2 separate regions of the Mus musculus genome follow, and region 2 is linked to region 1. The links are chromatin loops, found by intact Hi-C in ENCODE. Cell type or tissue: heart. All regions are shown on one strand.

Region 1 (8,000 bases):
TGAGATACTGTTATGTTTATTTTTATATTCTTAGTTCCATGACTATGATAAGTAAATGCGAAATGAATACATGGATGAATGAATGAAATCCCCAAATTGTATAATTTTAGAGGGAAGATAACATGTTTTCTATAAATCTGTGACTATTCTTAACTCATTCAAGTTAAGATATCATCATGTTAATTTCCCTTAAATAACTTCATGCATACCCATGAATACAATATGATCAAGCTGTGTGTCTGTTTTAATAAGATTTTGATCACAAATATCACTAAATGTTTCCTAATAGACCCCATGAAATTCACAGTTTAATGTACTTCTAAGCTATTTAGGGTTAAGAACCAAGTTGGACCCTTGTGTTTTAACTAACTGCTCAAGAACAAAAAGAATATATATGCCTTTGATTTCCTCTCTGCTTGACTTCAGCTACGGGTATTTTAATGACTCGGGTGACAGCCAGGTTTGGAGACTGCTCTGTAATCACTGTTGATCACACTAGATGTTCTCCTCCAAAATCTAGGACATGATTGAGAACTGGAATGAAAGGGAAGCAGTGACTAAGGCATCATTACACAGCACAAGGACACTGGCTGGTGCGATACACTGAGCCTTCTATTCAGGGCAAAGCTAATTGAAGAAAGAATTTGCTTCCCCCAGGATTAAGATACAAGTGTGGCCACATGAAAGCATTCTGTAGGCTGCTGTACTTCTGCCTACTTGGAAGCTCAATGCTATGTTTTTTCTCACACTAACTAGCAAGGCCTTTACTCATATGCTTTGAAAATTAGAAGCAGAGGGTATTTCTTAGAGTAATGAATGTTTTGTCTGAGACATACTAACATGTGTTTTGAAAGAAACTAAAAAAGTAACATATAGTTTATGGAGACTTAAAATAGATCTTATAATCTGGTGAGAAGGACTGTGCATCTCGTCCACCACCTTAGAAAATACAATCTTTATTCAAGCATTAATATTTTCTGCTGAGATCAGATTTTTTATTTCAGCAGGCTAAGAAAATGTACTTTACTTCCTATATTGAAGGATAATATTCACTGAAGGATATAAATCATAATATGAAATAATTTTATTCTGCTTATCAAAAAGTAATGTCTAAAAAACCTACAGTGAAGTTACCATACTTAACTCACTACCAATGTGAGGTACCAATAATAAATAAATAAATAAATAAATAAATAAATAAATAAATAAATAAATTTTAGAAGGTACTGAACTAACAATCCTTATAATCTCCAACCTGGTAAAAACCTAAACAGATAAACAATATCAGCAACCAGCATTGTCTCTCTTTGTTTTCTCTACTCAGTGACTGATTCTGCACTACTTACAACTCCTGAGTCTCACTAGGACCCAAAGCATTTGGATGAACTTCATGTGTTGGAACAGACCCAAATTTAGCATACCTAGGGAGTACCAACTTCCTGCTCACCAGGCCATACAGTGAAGCATCTGCAGTGCCAGTCAGGAAGGATGGGACTGCTCTCTAGCCCCCATCTTCCTGTCAGCTCTATCTATCCTTGAAATCTACTCTGCCCTGGGTATTTCAGCTTTGAGAAAAAAAAAAAAAAAAACCAAAACTGTATGCAATCTCTCTTCTGCTTGCAGCCAGAGACGGTTTTCTACTTTTCCAGGGTTTACATGATTAGCTTGAACCCAGGTAGATAATCCAGGATAATCCCTCCATTTGGAACACTGTGGCCCACAGGTAATTTTCGCTGTGTATTCACAGACTGCATGGGTGAAAATGTGAACTTTGATCCTGGGGAACATCCGGCCAGTATCTTCATTTTCCTCATACCCCAGAGTTATTTGTTGTTAATAGTTTAGTCTGCTGACCATATTACAGTGTGGGCTGGTAAGCGCTGAGAAAGACTGAACACAAAACTTAAAACAGTGAAAACTTTCCCAGACTGTAGGTTTAATTAGCCAAATGGAAAGGCTGCCTCCCTGCTAACAGAAATACATAGGAGAATTCCACTCACTGTGAAATATTGGCAAAGGACTTGAACAGATAATTAGAAATCCGAGACAATGTGCTTCTTCCAAGGCAGTTTTGGGAAATCATAGGGAACAGCTTATTGTCTGTGGACAGCTTTTAAACGCTTGGACGTGAGCTAGTTTACACTAATTTCAAGTCCAATATTTATGCCCAATCTGTTTCTTAAGTGACATTTCCAGTCCCCCATTTCTAACTCTCCTAAATGAAAAAAAAAAAACAAAAAACAAAAAAAAAAACAAACAAACAAACAAAAAAAAACCACACTAGCATTTCTCCAGTGTGTGCATACAGATGATGCTTAAAAAAAAAAAAAAATAGTAAGAAGAGGGTGGTCTTTGAAAGTCACTAATTCTTTGAAACACCTGTATCTGACTTCTCGTTTATACATGTTACAAGAGACAGATGCCAAGGGAGGTCTGCAAAAGTCAGCTCGGATTATAATTTTCTTAGGATCTCTACTGCACATGAAGACCTATAGAATCAACGTCTGAGAAACTGTAGTAAGAGTTCTTGGGAAGCATTTCATGCTACCGTGCCCCACATGGAGTTCCTGGTCTCACCAAGCTTTCCCTTTCCTGGAACAATCAACAGAGAAAGTTCAGGGTCAAGGGTGCATCTCCCAGGAAGAAAGTCCTTCCGAGCCCGGCTTCAGAAAAATGTCAAAGTCCACAAGGCTTTTCTGAATATGGACCCTCATAAGGCAGAGCTTCGCTCCCAGGAACCCACATGGGATCCTGTCCCTGGGATGCCTCTGTCCCTTTTCCTCTCCACTGACACTTGGAGTAGCTCAGTTTTCTTTGCAGATCGTTGTTCACCATCCCTAATTAACACTGTAGGGAAATGCAGCCCACAGATTGCCTTCCATCCCTTTTGTCCCTTTAATGAGCGCAATTTTTTTAATAATTTGCTATAAACTTGACTGCTTAGAAGCAATAAAATTGGACGCTATTCAGCCATAGTACTGGCCTAGTTTTTGATCACTAGATTGTATAGTTCTACATAAATTCTAGACATCACAATTATCCCTTCTGGTACACTTAATGACTACTTGTTTCATTATGTTGAGATTGAACTAACAGTGAAGGGAGCCACTGGCTGTAAAGATGCCAGCCTATTGGTTCCTGTCTTCTCATGAACGCCTGGGCCATATTTTCTGAGTGAGGGTCTAAGTGTCAATAATTAACACACATTAGGATAACTGGGTTTTAAAGAGAGAAATGCAGACCACCAGAGACCCTGGCCTGTCCTTTCCATGACTCTCCTGTGTTCCACTCTTTCATGTAAACACACTATAATAAATCCATGAAACTCATTTTCCCAAAAGAAGCAATATAATTTTTAAGTTTTATCCTATTTATTGTTTCTACTGGGGTAATTTTGCTCATGTACACTATCATAGAAAGTTTGAAAACATCACAAAATAAAAGTTAAAAAAAATGGCTCATAATCCGAACAATTCTCATTCTTTGCTGAAAAAATACAAATAAGTTCACACCACAAGAACCAAACAAGGCTTAACTTGTTTGTAGTACTCTCTGGCAGCATTCAACCATCCGCCCAGCGCTGCTCCCTCTACACAGGGGGCTCCTGAACCAAAGCGTGGATTAATCTAAGAACCAGGCACGGAAGAAATCAGTCACAACAAAGCTGGAGTTTGGCTCAGAACCACCTCTGAAAAGCCGCAAGTCTCGCGTCTGTAAAATGCGCCTTTACTGCCCTCTAGCGTTCCTCTTCTCGATTCCCTTGCGGAACCGGAAAAGCTGGAGATCAAAGGGAGAGAATGATTACAATAGAAATTCAATTCTCCGATATCAGAGAATTCCTATTCAGGAAAAAATAAAATAAAATATAACCTGAAGCTGTTAATTTCTTGTTCTCCTCCCAACTCCAAATTTCCTGATTAACAGAACATTGTCTTTAATTTCTCTCTGACGGCGCTTTTATCTTAAGAGAAATGATTACTGTGATGAGCCTATAAATACAGTTACAGGTTTGTTTTACGTAGTTGGGGTTGTGAAACTGGTTAGTCTTATGTGAAATAAAAATATCATAAATAAAAAGAGAACAAATTTGTTAAAGAAGGACAAAGATGACAATATATCACAAATTATAAGAAAGATTATTCAAAGGAAGATAAAAGGCTCCGTGGTGTAGCATCTGCCCCGAGATTTTACCTTCTTCCCTCATACAGAAGACTCAAAAGGATCTCAGGAGCTAAAAGTAAAATTAGCTTGGCTATATTCAAATTAAAACGAATTTTCATCAAATCCTCAAGTTTTGAAGCCCAAAGAAATGACAAGAATTTATGTGGATAATTAGCTTATCTCAAAACAATACTCTTTTAACAGCTACGTGACACATAAAAGACATGTGAGTAGATGAAAACAGAAGACTACGGCTTCAAACGCATCAGTTAGAAGGTGAGAACGAGCAGATGTGCTCACATTGGCCTCACAGTAATCGAACATGCTCACCAATATTCCTCCATATTTGGACTGCTCACATTAGCAGAAATGTTTTTAAAGTGCTGAAAAAAAGAAGGTATAAAATCAACTTTTGCATATCTTAATGGTTATTCTTTTTTAAAAAATCAGATGACACCAATTTTTTTAGAAATATCCATACCCTGAAATAAACCATGTTTTTGTACGTAATAGCCTAAAAGAATATTCTGAAATGTATAGTGTTCATTGTCAAAGGTGTTTTAAGTGCAGATACTAGAACAATGTAACATAGCTTCAAGTAGAAATACACACACACACACACACTCTGGAGACTAGGTCTCAGATAGGAGAATTATTGATCCTCTCAACCTACCTTAAAAATAGCTACTTCCTAAAATCCATAAAAGAGAAAAGAGGAAGGAAACATTTTTTGGAATGACACTGACTTTTTCTTTTATTGAAAATATTTTTTCACATAGATGTCCTGATAATAATTTCCATTTCCTCTCCTACACAAATCCATAACCTTGGTTACAAAACAAACGGGTATATATAAATAATATTAAAATAAGGTAAAGTAAAAACAGGCAAATTGGAATAGAACAAAACAAACAAACAATCAGAAGAAAAGAGCCAAAGAAAAGTATAAGAAACACATGTGGATACACACACAAACACACACACACATTATCACACACGGAAATCTAAGTAAAACACAGACCAAAAACCATAACATAAGCAAAAGCCCTATAAGGTTAAAAAAAAAAAAAAAGGAGGGACTGAAGGAAAATGGGAGAAAGGAGAGAGAGAGAGAGGGAGAGAGGCAAGGAAGGAAGAAAAGAAGGAAGAAGGAAGGAAGGAAGGGAGGGAGGGAGGGAGGGAGGGAGGGAGGGAGGGAAGGAAGGAAGGAAGGAAGGAAGGAAGGAAGGAAGGAAGGAAGGAAGGAAGGAAGGAAGGAAGGAAGGATTGGTCTATGATTTTCTTTGTTAGGCTTTTTGGTGGTTTAGGGGTCAGGGGACTTGCTTCCTCATAAATAGAATTGGGCAATGTTTCTCGTGTTTTTATTTTGTGGACTAATTTAAGGCGTATTGACAATAACTCTTCTTTGAAAGTCTGATACAATTCTGAGTTAAAGCCAACTCCCAATCTGTTCTTGCTTGCTTGCTTGCTTGCTTGCTTGCTTGCTTGCTTGCTTGCTTGCTTGCTTTTACATTTATTTCTTGCTGGTTTGTTTTCTTGGTTTGTTGTTGTTGTTGCTGTTGTTGTTGTTGTTGTTGTTGTTGTTTGAGGGGTGGTGAAGAATTTTAATTACTGCTTCTATTTCATTAGGGGTTATAGGTTTAAGTTGCTTATATGATTTTAACTTAACTTAGGTAGATGGTATATATCCAGAAAATTATCTTTTTTTTTGTCTATTTGTTTCTTTTGTTTTGTTTTATTAGATATTTTCTTTATTTACATTTCAAATGTTATCCCTGTTCCTGGTTTCCCCTCCAAAAATCCCCTCCCCTATCCCCTCCCCCAGCCCCCTGCTCACCAACCCACCCACTCCTGCTTTCTGGCCCTGGCATTCCTCTACACTGGGAACTTGACCTAGAGCTGAACCCAAGCTGAACCCAAGTACCAGGAAGGACATCATGGTTTGTCCTTGGCCACACCCTAGCTACTTATTAGCAACAGCCAATCAAAGATTAGTCTGATCATTTCAGATGTACTTTCAGACCATTTATAATGGTTCATGGTTTTGCTTCAGAGCCCTCACCTGTCAGCTTACAATAGTCACACAATTAGATGCTTGACAGGATGAAATCCCTCCTTAATTGCCATTTCCTATAAAGCTTTGTCCTGCTAAGAGCTCCACCTTCCTGTCCTGCTGCATTACTGATGTGGTGTGGCCCAAGCTCTAGCTTGGAAATAAAATACCATAGTGCTATTACATCTACACTGAAGTCAGCTCCTGGGTGGTCATTTGGGGTTAATGAACACTTCCTGGCACAACAACTAATGAGATGGCTGTGCTCAGGAACTGTCTCCTAACAATCCACATTTTAAGATATTCCAATTTGGTGGAGTAGAAGTTTTTAAAGTATGCTTTTATGATTTTCTAGATTTCCTTGGCATCTGTTTTTATGTCCCCCATTTTCATCTCTAATTTTGTTGATTTGGATTTTCTCTCTCTGCCTTTTAGTTAAATTGGATAAGTGTTGGTCAAAGTACCAACTCTTTGTTTCATTGATTCTTTGTATTTTTTTTTCTATTTCATCCCTGAGTTTAATTATTTATTTTCATCTACTCTTTTTGAGGGTTACTTTTTCTTTTGTTCTAGAGGTTTCAGGTGTATCATTAAGTTACTAATATGAGATTTCTCCAATATTGTTATGTGGACACTCACAGCTGTGAACTTGCCTCTCAGAAGCCCCTACACTGTATTCCATAAGTTTAGGTCTGCTGCATTTGAATTTCATTCAATTCAACATTTTCAATTTCTCTCTTCATTTCCATCTTGACCCATTTTTCATTCAGTTGTGTGTTGTTCAACTTCCCCAAATTTGTAAGCTTTCTTTTGTTTCTGTTGTTATTGACATCCAGCCTTAATCCATTGTGGTCAAAAAGGAAACTGGGTGTTATCTAAATTTTCTTGTATTTGTTGAGACTTGTTTAGTGTCCAGGTATATAGTCAATTTTGGAGAAAGTTCTATGTGCTCTGAGAAGAAGGTATATTCTTTTGTGTCTGGGTGAAATGTTCTCTAAATATCTATTAGTTCCATTTGGTTTATGGTGCCATTTAGTGCTAGAATTTCTTAGTTTAATTTTTGTCTGGATGTTCTATCTATTGGCAAGAGTAGGGTATTGAAGTCAGCCATTATTATTGTGTAAGGGTCATTGTATAATTTTATCTGTAGTAATGTTTCTTGTATGAATGCTTACGTCCTTTTGCTTGGTGCATAGATATTTAGGTTTGTCATATCCTCTTGGTAGAATTTTTCTTTTGATGAGTATACAGTTTCCTTATCTGTCTCTTCATCTATTTTGTTAGCTGCTAAAATGGCTACACCAGTTTGCTTCTTGGGTACATTTACTTGGAATATCTGTTTCTAGGCTGTTACTGTAAGGTGATGTCTGTTCTTGATATTAAGGTGTGTTTCTAGGATGCAGCAGAAAAATGAATTTTTTCATATGCAATTTCTTTGTCTGAGTCCTTTTGGGGAGATTGAGATTACTTACTAGTAGAGTTATCAATAAATAGGATTTTGATATCCCTATTTTGATATCCCTTATTTTGTTGTGATGGTATGATTTTTTTTTTTTTTTTGATTTGCAGATCATAGGGTTTTTGGGGTTCTGTTTTGGTTTTCTATGTGTTTTCTTGAGTGTGGTTAACCACTCTGGTTAAAGTTATCCTTCTATCCTATTATGTAGATTTGCATTTGTAAATAGATACTACTTGAATTTTGTTTTACCATGATGTCTCTCTCTATTACAATTTTTGCTAGAAATAGTGTCCAGGGCAGGCATCTGTGACCTTTCAGAATTTCTAA
Region 2 (8,000 bases), 170 kb after region 1:
GTGTGTGTGTGTGTGTGTATCCATATTGGTAGCTGACTTTTTTCTGAATACATCGTGTCTCTGATATGCTCACAGAAGTACTTCAGTTCCTGCACTCAGCTCTGAGTGTGTAATCCCATATAACAAATGAGGGTTAAGAATTCATTAAGGGGGCTGGAGTGATGGCTCAGTGGTTAAGAGCACTGATTGCTCTTCCAAAGGTTCTGAGTTCAATTGCCAGCAACCACGTGGTGCTTCATAGGCATCTGTATGGGATCCGATGCCCTCTTCTGGTGTGTCTGAAGAGAACAACAGTATACTCACATATATTAAATAAATAAATAAATAAATAAATAAGAACAAGAGAAAAAAGAATTCACTAAAGAGGTGAGACGGAGGGACTGGGAGGACAGGAGGGAGGGGAAGGCTGCAATCAGGATGTAAAGTGAATACGTTAATTCATTTTAAAAAATAAGTACGTAGGAATCTTCCTAGTTGAACTTTCTTCATAACTGAACGTCGTCACAAAACCACACAAAGCCAGTCCGTTAAGGATAGTCAGATTCCTGCAGCAGATGATTAAAAAAAGTTTTCTGTTTTCAGGAAAAGTGATTAGAAATATTTCATAAACGGGTATATGAAATGGTGATTTAGTTCCTAATCCTGCAGCCTTCTCACATAATGATACTATGTTTTGATGGTGTGTCTCTTCAATTCCCTCTCATTGTTTGAATACATTGTGGAGCTTAATACTTTCCTGGATGAACAGAATATCAAAAAAAAAAAAATCCTTGAGCTATATAAGGTAAGAACAATGAACTGGTCCACGATTAGAATAAATTCCTTTATTTCCTGGACTATTACTCAACACAAGCTTCTTTTTAACCTGGAGACATTTAACTGTACTATCAGCTATTTGTCCTTTGGCATGGAGTCTTTGGGAAACTCTACATGAAACTGTGGATATTAATGGAGGGACCTTCTTACTAAGCAATTTAATGAGTAAAACTTTCCACTCGTGGAACGCTGGAGAAGCATTTTATGGATAAGAAGAGAGAAAAAAAAAGATGCTATTTAAAACATTGCTGAGAGAGTTTGGGCAAAATCCATCTGGCAGACAGACTATTTCTTCCGTTCAGAAACTCATCAAGCACTCCAAACGTGCAACCTGTAGGCAAGTTTAATTAAAGCTTGAGAAATCTCAAAATAGCCTGACATTTAAATATGTTATTTCCGCTCTTGCATAGTTTGGCACGCTCACAGAGGTTCTCTGGGTGTAGATTAAGCTCCCCAGTGACATCCTGCCCTGCCTAACTACTTGATTACTCTGTATTAAAAAAACCACAGGAGTGTGAATGAAAACTACTTTATCGAACCCATGTATTTCCATTTAATAGACAAGCAGGAAGACAGATAGAAACTTGGGTAGGTGAATTAGTAAAAAAAAATAAAATAACAATAACAATAATAATAATTGTGATAGATGATAACTAGCTAGGTAGATCATATAGACACACATGTATAAATTAGTAAAATAAATAATAATAATAATTGTGATAGATGATAACTAGCTAGCTAGGGAGATAGATCATATAGACACACATGTATGAATTAGTAAAAATAATAATAGTAATTGTGATAGATAACTAGCTAGCTAGGTAGATAGATCATACATACACACATGTATGCATGGAATGCTGCGTAGATATGTAGAGAGATGGAATGAAATGTGTTTCTTTTGTCTTCTCTGGCAAAAGCAGTCACTGATTAAAGCAACCATGCCTTAACACAGTCACACTGAAGGATTCTAAATACACATATTTTGTCCTGAAGGAGTAGTTTAATTCTTCTGTGGTTTGGAGAGCCCTGGCCTTCTTTTTCCTGCCCCCATCTTCACTGTTAGGTGGAGGTGAGTGCCCACCTTATCATTAGGTCCTCTTCCCCACCTTTTTCTTTTGCTCTGGTGTTTGTTTCTTGCTTTACTTTTGGGGTTGCTTGTCTGTCTGTCTGTCTGTCTGTCTGTCTGTCTGTCTGTTCAAGACAAGGTACTGTTATGTGGTCCAGGCTGACCTGCAGCTCATGGTCCTGCCTAAGCCTCCCAAATGCTTAGATTATAAATGGTGCCACAGTACCGGATCGAGCTCAGCTTCAGCTGAGCACTTTGCATGATTCATTTTTCTCTCCTTTCTTAGCATAATAACTATTCTTAGCCTGGTTCAATGGCGCATGTCTCTAACCCTAGCTACCCATTCATGGTGCAGGAAGATCATAGATTCAAAGCCAGCTGCAGGTACCCAGAGATGCCCAACCTTAAAAATGAAAGCACAAACAAACAAACAAACAAAACAGTAATTTTTTCCCTAAAGTGTTCATGTGTAAGTTAGGTCTAAGCCTGCCTTCAGTTAATACTTCACATGTAGAGCGTCCCTTAGCACAGTTCCTCCCTACCCACCCTGTGACACTACCAATCACTTGCCCATATTCTGTTATTAAACACACACACACACACACACACACACACACACACACACACACACACACACACAGAGCCACTTACTTTGTCACTGAAATAATCATCTCCTAGATCAACAGAGATTCATGTTTTCTTTCCCTTCATTTGCTCCCTTTCCTATGGAGACCTGAGTTTATGATCTATGCTTTGTTTTTGGTTTTGATATTTTTTTCTCCTTGGGAATTCTTTGAACACTTTCTGCAGGACAGGTCTCTTAGGAATAGATCACCTTGGTGTTTGTTCATTTGAAGAAATCTTTGTTTCTCCTTTACTTCTGAAGAATATTTTCACTAAATATAGAATTGCAGGTCATAGACATTTCTTTTAACATTGAATGTTTCACTCCACTGCCTAGAGATGAGATTGCTTTTGGGTAAGAAAACTGCTGTGGTCCTGGTCTATGTTTAGCTCAAGTATTTCCCGTTTTATATTCTTTCAAGACTTTGTTTTTGTCTTTGGTTTCCTATAGTTTGAATATAGTTTGAATATGCTATGAGTAGTTGAGGGGTATTTGTTAATTCCTTTGTAGTCCTTTATTTTCCCCTTTTTATTGTTTAAATTTTCACGCATGCACATAACTTGCTTTGACCAAATTAACCCCCATCCAGGTCTCTCCCCTATAGCCCTCACCATTTTCCACTCCTTACTTTATGTGATCTGTTTTAAACCTGCTGAGTCCACTTACTGCTGCCTGCATGTGCATGAGTATGGGGCCATCTACTGGAGACTGAGTAACCTCTCAGGCATCACATACCTAAAACAACCTGACTCTCCCTTCACATCAGTTGCCTATAGGTCCTCTTCTAGGAGTGGGAGCTCATGAGCTCCTCCTCATCCAAGCTGGGATTTTTGCTGGCTTATGCATTCAGTCATAGCCACTGAGTTCATGTGTTCATGGTCCTGGCATATCCTCCAAACACTGTTTTACTGTTTGAGACATTTGTCCCATCTTATTCGTTAAATTTAGGGAGTAGGTCTATATGTTTACATCTGTGTTCTCCTTAGTCTCTTAGTCCCTGCACATTGACCAGTTTTGAATCTCTGTATCACTAGCCATCCCCTGCAGAAGAGAGCACCTCTGGTGAGGACTGAGAGATACACTAATTATTTATCCCTTTGGATGTTATTCAGTCTCTCAGTTTCTGTGGTTTGAGTGTTTGGCATTAGTTTTGGAAAGCTCTTAAATGTTCTGCTAGAAACACCCCCCCCCCTTGTCTCCTTCTGGTTTTCCAGTTAGGTCTATGTCTCATATTTCAAAGTGATCTCTGTGAACCTAGTTCAGTTCTGCTCGTTCCTTTTGCATGTTAGTCTAGAAAGCTTCTGTTAACTTTTATTCGACTTCACGGATTCTTTTCCAGGCCAACATGGTGCTGGGTCCATCAGAAGCATTATTCCTCTCTGTTACAGCACTTTTGATTTCTTGCATTTTTTTTTAGATTCTTCAAATTTTCATGTTTATATTATATACTTGTTCTTGCATGATTCCCCTTTTCATTATACTCCTTACTGTATCAATCACAGTTTCTAAATTTTCCTGTCTGTGAATTCTAACACCTGCATCATCGACATCTCATCTGTTTCTCGAATATGCTATGTATGTAATTTGTAACTGCTGGAAGCTAGAAATGAGAAGCGAGGTGGACGAACACTTAGCATTGGGTTTCACGCTGCTCTGACAGGGGTCTGTGGTATGTATGTTTGTCAGAGCTACAGATGACAAAGGCTTCACACTCCTCTTGCACTCTCTCCTTCTCTCTTAATGACCACACTTACTTAAGCATCCTTCCTCAGAGAAGTTATCTGTTTCCATTGCAACTCACACTATTCTATAGGAGTCTTATGGGGATAAAGAACGGAGGAGAGGAAATCATGGAAAGTCATAGGATGGAGTCTCCACCTTTTGAGGTGTGGGTGAGCTATAGCCTTATAGGACTTGTTTTGCTTTCCAAGCTGGAAGGACTGCACCAGGGAAAACCTCTTTCCTCAGCAGGAGTAAGGTTCTAGCAAAGTGTTTTTCCCTAAATAGGAGATCAAAAGAACACTAGACATGAGTAGTTGTAATCACTGTTACCTATTTTAAAATATGTTTAAAGTATAGTTCTCATTAGACAAAGTATGCAATATAGATACCTTCCAAAATTCCCTTGGGAAGAGAGTTTTTAAATATTTAAAAAATATATTTTTAAAAAGAGCATTGAAGGCCTAGTCAGACATCATTGGGAAGAGAGGTCCCTTGGTCTTGCAAACTTTGTATGCCCCAGTACAGGGGAACACCAGGGCCAAGAAGAGGGAGTGGGTGCATATGGAAGCAGGGGGTGGAAGGGAGGGTATAGGGGACTTTCGGGATAGCATTTGAAATGTAAATGAAGAAAATACCTAATAAAAAATTGGAAAAAGAAAAAAAGAGCACTTAAACGATGATTCTATCTTTAAGGTGAGTGGTGTCTTCAGGGTGCAGAGAGCTTAAAATGAAATGGTTTCTCAGTTTTGCCTCCTGATGTGATATAGATCTTGTTAATAGCACTTAAGGAAGAAAGGGTATTTTGGGTTCACAATTCCACACAACAATCTATCATTGCAGGGAAGTCAAGGCAATAGAAATTTAAAGCAATTAGTTATATCAAATCTGAGGTCAAGACCAGAGAGCAATAAATGTGCGCATGCTACTGTTCAGCTCTCTTCTCCACTCTTAAGAAAATGTAGGATCCAGTGCTCAGAGAATAATGCCACCAACAATGGGCAAGTCTTCTGATCTCTATTGACATAGTCAAGATAATTCATCACTATAAAACGTCTCATTAAGACTCCTTCCTCTTTCTCCACATCCTCGCCAGCATCTGCTATCACCTGAGTTTTTGATACTAGTCATTCTGATTGGTGTGAGGTGAAATCTCAGGGTTGTTTGGATTTGAATTTCCCTGATGATTAAGGATGTTGAACATTTTTTTTAAGTGCGTCTCAGCCATTTAGTATTCCTAAGTTGTGAATTCTTTGTTTTGCTCTGTACCCCATTTGTAAATAAGGTTATTTAGTTCTCAGGAGTCTAACTTCTCTAGTTCTTTGTATATATTGGATATTAACCCTCTATTGGATTTCAAATTGATAAAGATCTTTTCCAAATCTGTTGGTGGACTTTTTGTCTTATTGACAGTGTCCTTTGCCTTACAGAAGCTTTGCAATTTTATAAGGGCCCATTTGTCGATTCTAGATCTTACCGCACAAACCATTGCTGTTCTGTTTAGGAATTTTTCCCCTGTGCTCATGTCTTCGAGGCTCTTCCCCACTTTCTCCTCTATGAGTTTCAGTGTCTCTGATTTTATGTGGAGTTTTTTGATCCACTTAGACTTGAGCTTTGTACAAGGAGATAAGTATGGATCAATTCACATTCTTCTACATGCTAACTACTAGTTGAGCCAGTACCATTTGTTGAAAATGCTGTCTTTTTTCCACTGGATGATTTTAGCTCCTTTGTCAAAGATGAAGCGACCATAAGTGTGTGGGTTCATTTCTGGGTCTTCAATTCTATTCCATTGATCTACCTGTCTGTCGATATACCAGCTCCATGCAGTTTTTATCACAATTGCTCTGTAGTACAGGTCGAGGTCAGGGATAGTGATCCTTGGGCATATACCCAGAAGATGATCCAACTTGTAATAGGAACACATGCTCCACTATGTTCATAGCAGCCTTATTTATAATAGCCAGAAGCTGTAAAGAACCCAGATGTGCCTCAACAGAGGAATGGATACAGAAAATGTGGTACATTTACACAATGGAGTACTACATAGCTATTAAAAACAATACATTTATGAAATTCTTAGACAAATGGATAGATCTGAAGGATATCACCCTGAGTGAGGTAACCCAATCACAAAAGAACACACATGATATGCACTCACTGATAAGTGGATATCAGCCCAGAAACTCAGAATACCCAAGATACAATTTGCAAAACACATGAAACTCAGAAGAAGGAAGACCAAAGTGTGGATACTTCATACTTTCTTAGAAGGCGGAACAAGAATACCCATGGAAGGAGTTACAGAGACAAAGTTCAGAGCAGAGACTGAAGGAATGACCATCCAGAGACTGTCCTACCTGAGGATCCATCCCATAAACAACCACCAAACTCAGACACTATTGCAGATGCCAACAACAAATAAACTAATCAGTACTCCCCAGAGCTCGTGTCTCTAGCTGCATATCTAGCAGAAGATGGCCTAGTCAGCCATCATTGGGAAGAGAGGCCCCTTGGTCTTGCAAACTTTATATGCCCCAGTACAGGGGACAGCCAGGGCCAAGAAGTGGGAGTGAGTGGGTAGGGGAGCAGGGCGGGGGGGGGGGAGGGTATAGGGGACTTTTGGGATAGCATTTGAAATATAAATGAAGAAAATATCTAATAAAAAATGTGGGAAAAAATTTTTAAAAAGAAAACTCAAAAAAAAAATTGCAAACAATTTTGTAAATGCAAACTATTTCTAACTTCAGATTGTAAACAATCCTAACCAAAATAAAGATGATTAGTAGCTCTAGCTAAGAATACGTGAGAATTTCAAACTTTTGTTTATTAAAGTGTAATGTAGGTTTTGTCTTACCCATGCGCAAGATATCTTGTTTGCTTTCACCATTATGATTCAAAAAGAATGTACGTTTTCATCAGAGCAAAACGGGAGGAATAAAAATAAAAAGAAAATTCAAACAGCCATAAAAAAAATTAAAAAAAAATAGATTTTGCTGACAGGAACCTGATAATAGCTGTCTCCTGAGAGGCTCTGCCAGTGCCTGGCAAATACAGAAGTGGATGCTCACAGTCATCCATTGAACAGAGCACAGGGTCCCCAATGAAGGAGCTAAAGAAAGTACCCAAGGAGCTGAAGGAGTTTGCAACCCCATAGGAGGAACAACAATATGAACTAACCAGTACCCCCAGAGCTCCCTGGGACTAAACCACAAGTCAAAGAAATCACATGGTGGGACTCATGGCTCTAGCTGCATATGTAGCAGAAGATGCCCTAGTCAGTCATCAATAGGAGGAGAGTCCCTTGGTCCTGTGAAGGTTCTATGCCCCAGTATAGGGTAATTCGAGGGCCAGGAAGTGGGAGTGGGTGGGTTGTGGAGCAGGGGGAGGGGGAGGGAATGGGGGATTTTCAGAGGGGAAACTAGGAAAGGGGATAACATTTGAAATGTAAATAAAGAAAATATCTAATTAAAAAAAAAGACTCCCCCTTCCAAGGGATTCTAGATTCTGTCATAATGACACACACAATTTGCTAAAGATTTTGTATTTCCCATTTGGAATGACTTACTACATTGACAGTTAGTCAACATCTTACAAACTTCCTTTGTGATACCAAGTCTACCAATGTATAGCTGAGTAATTAAATTTGCAGTTTTGTTTGAGATACAAAAGGATGAGTGAAACTGGTAACTGAAGACCTGCTTTTCTCACAGCCTTCTGGCAAAAGGAGGAGGAAATCGCCGGACAGCTGATGTTGTGGCCCACGGATTT

What was found. A loop is a pair of places that touch in the nucleus more often than their neighbours do. Peaks named below come from ENCODE experiments on the same cell type or tissue, not always from the same donor. Only the 100,000 strongest peaks of a DNase experiment are listed, where the experiment ranks them.
Region 2: a loop joins it to region 1, with 4 times the contacts of the local background. A loop is called at or near these places in 6 of 42 quality-filtered maps.

What each region holds. Positions count from the first base shown.
Region 1 is chr4:19,329,378-19,337,377 of GRCm38, forward strand. The region is part of intron 3 of Cngb3 (cyclic nucleotide gated channel beta 3); the gene reads left to right. Among named protein-coding and RNA genes, the nearest start is that of Cngb3, 53 kb to the left of the region's middle. In heart, a CTCF peak has its summit at 3,754 (motif pointing left); no DNase peak of the experiment used is centred here; H3K4me3 peaks cover 562 bases; H3K27ac peaks cover 216 bases.
Region 2 is chr4:19,496,500-19,504,499 of GRCm38, forward strand. Cngb3 (cyclic nucleotide gated channel beta 3) reads left to right here. Exons shown (of 18, transcript NM_013927.2): 16 at 7,943-8,000. Among named protein-coding and RNA genes, the nearest start is that of Cpne3, 70 kb to the right of the region's middle. In heart, a CTCF peak has its summit at 3,213 (motif pointing left); no DNase peak of the experiment used is centred here.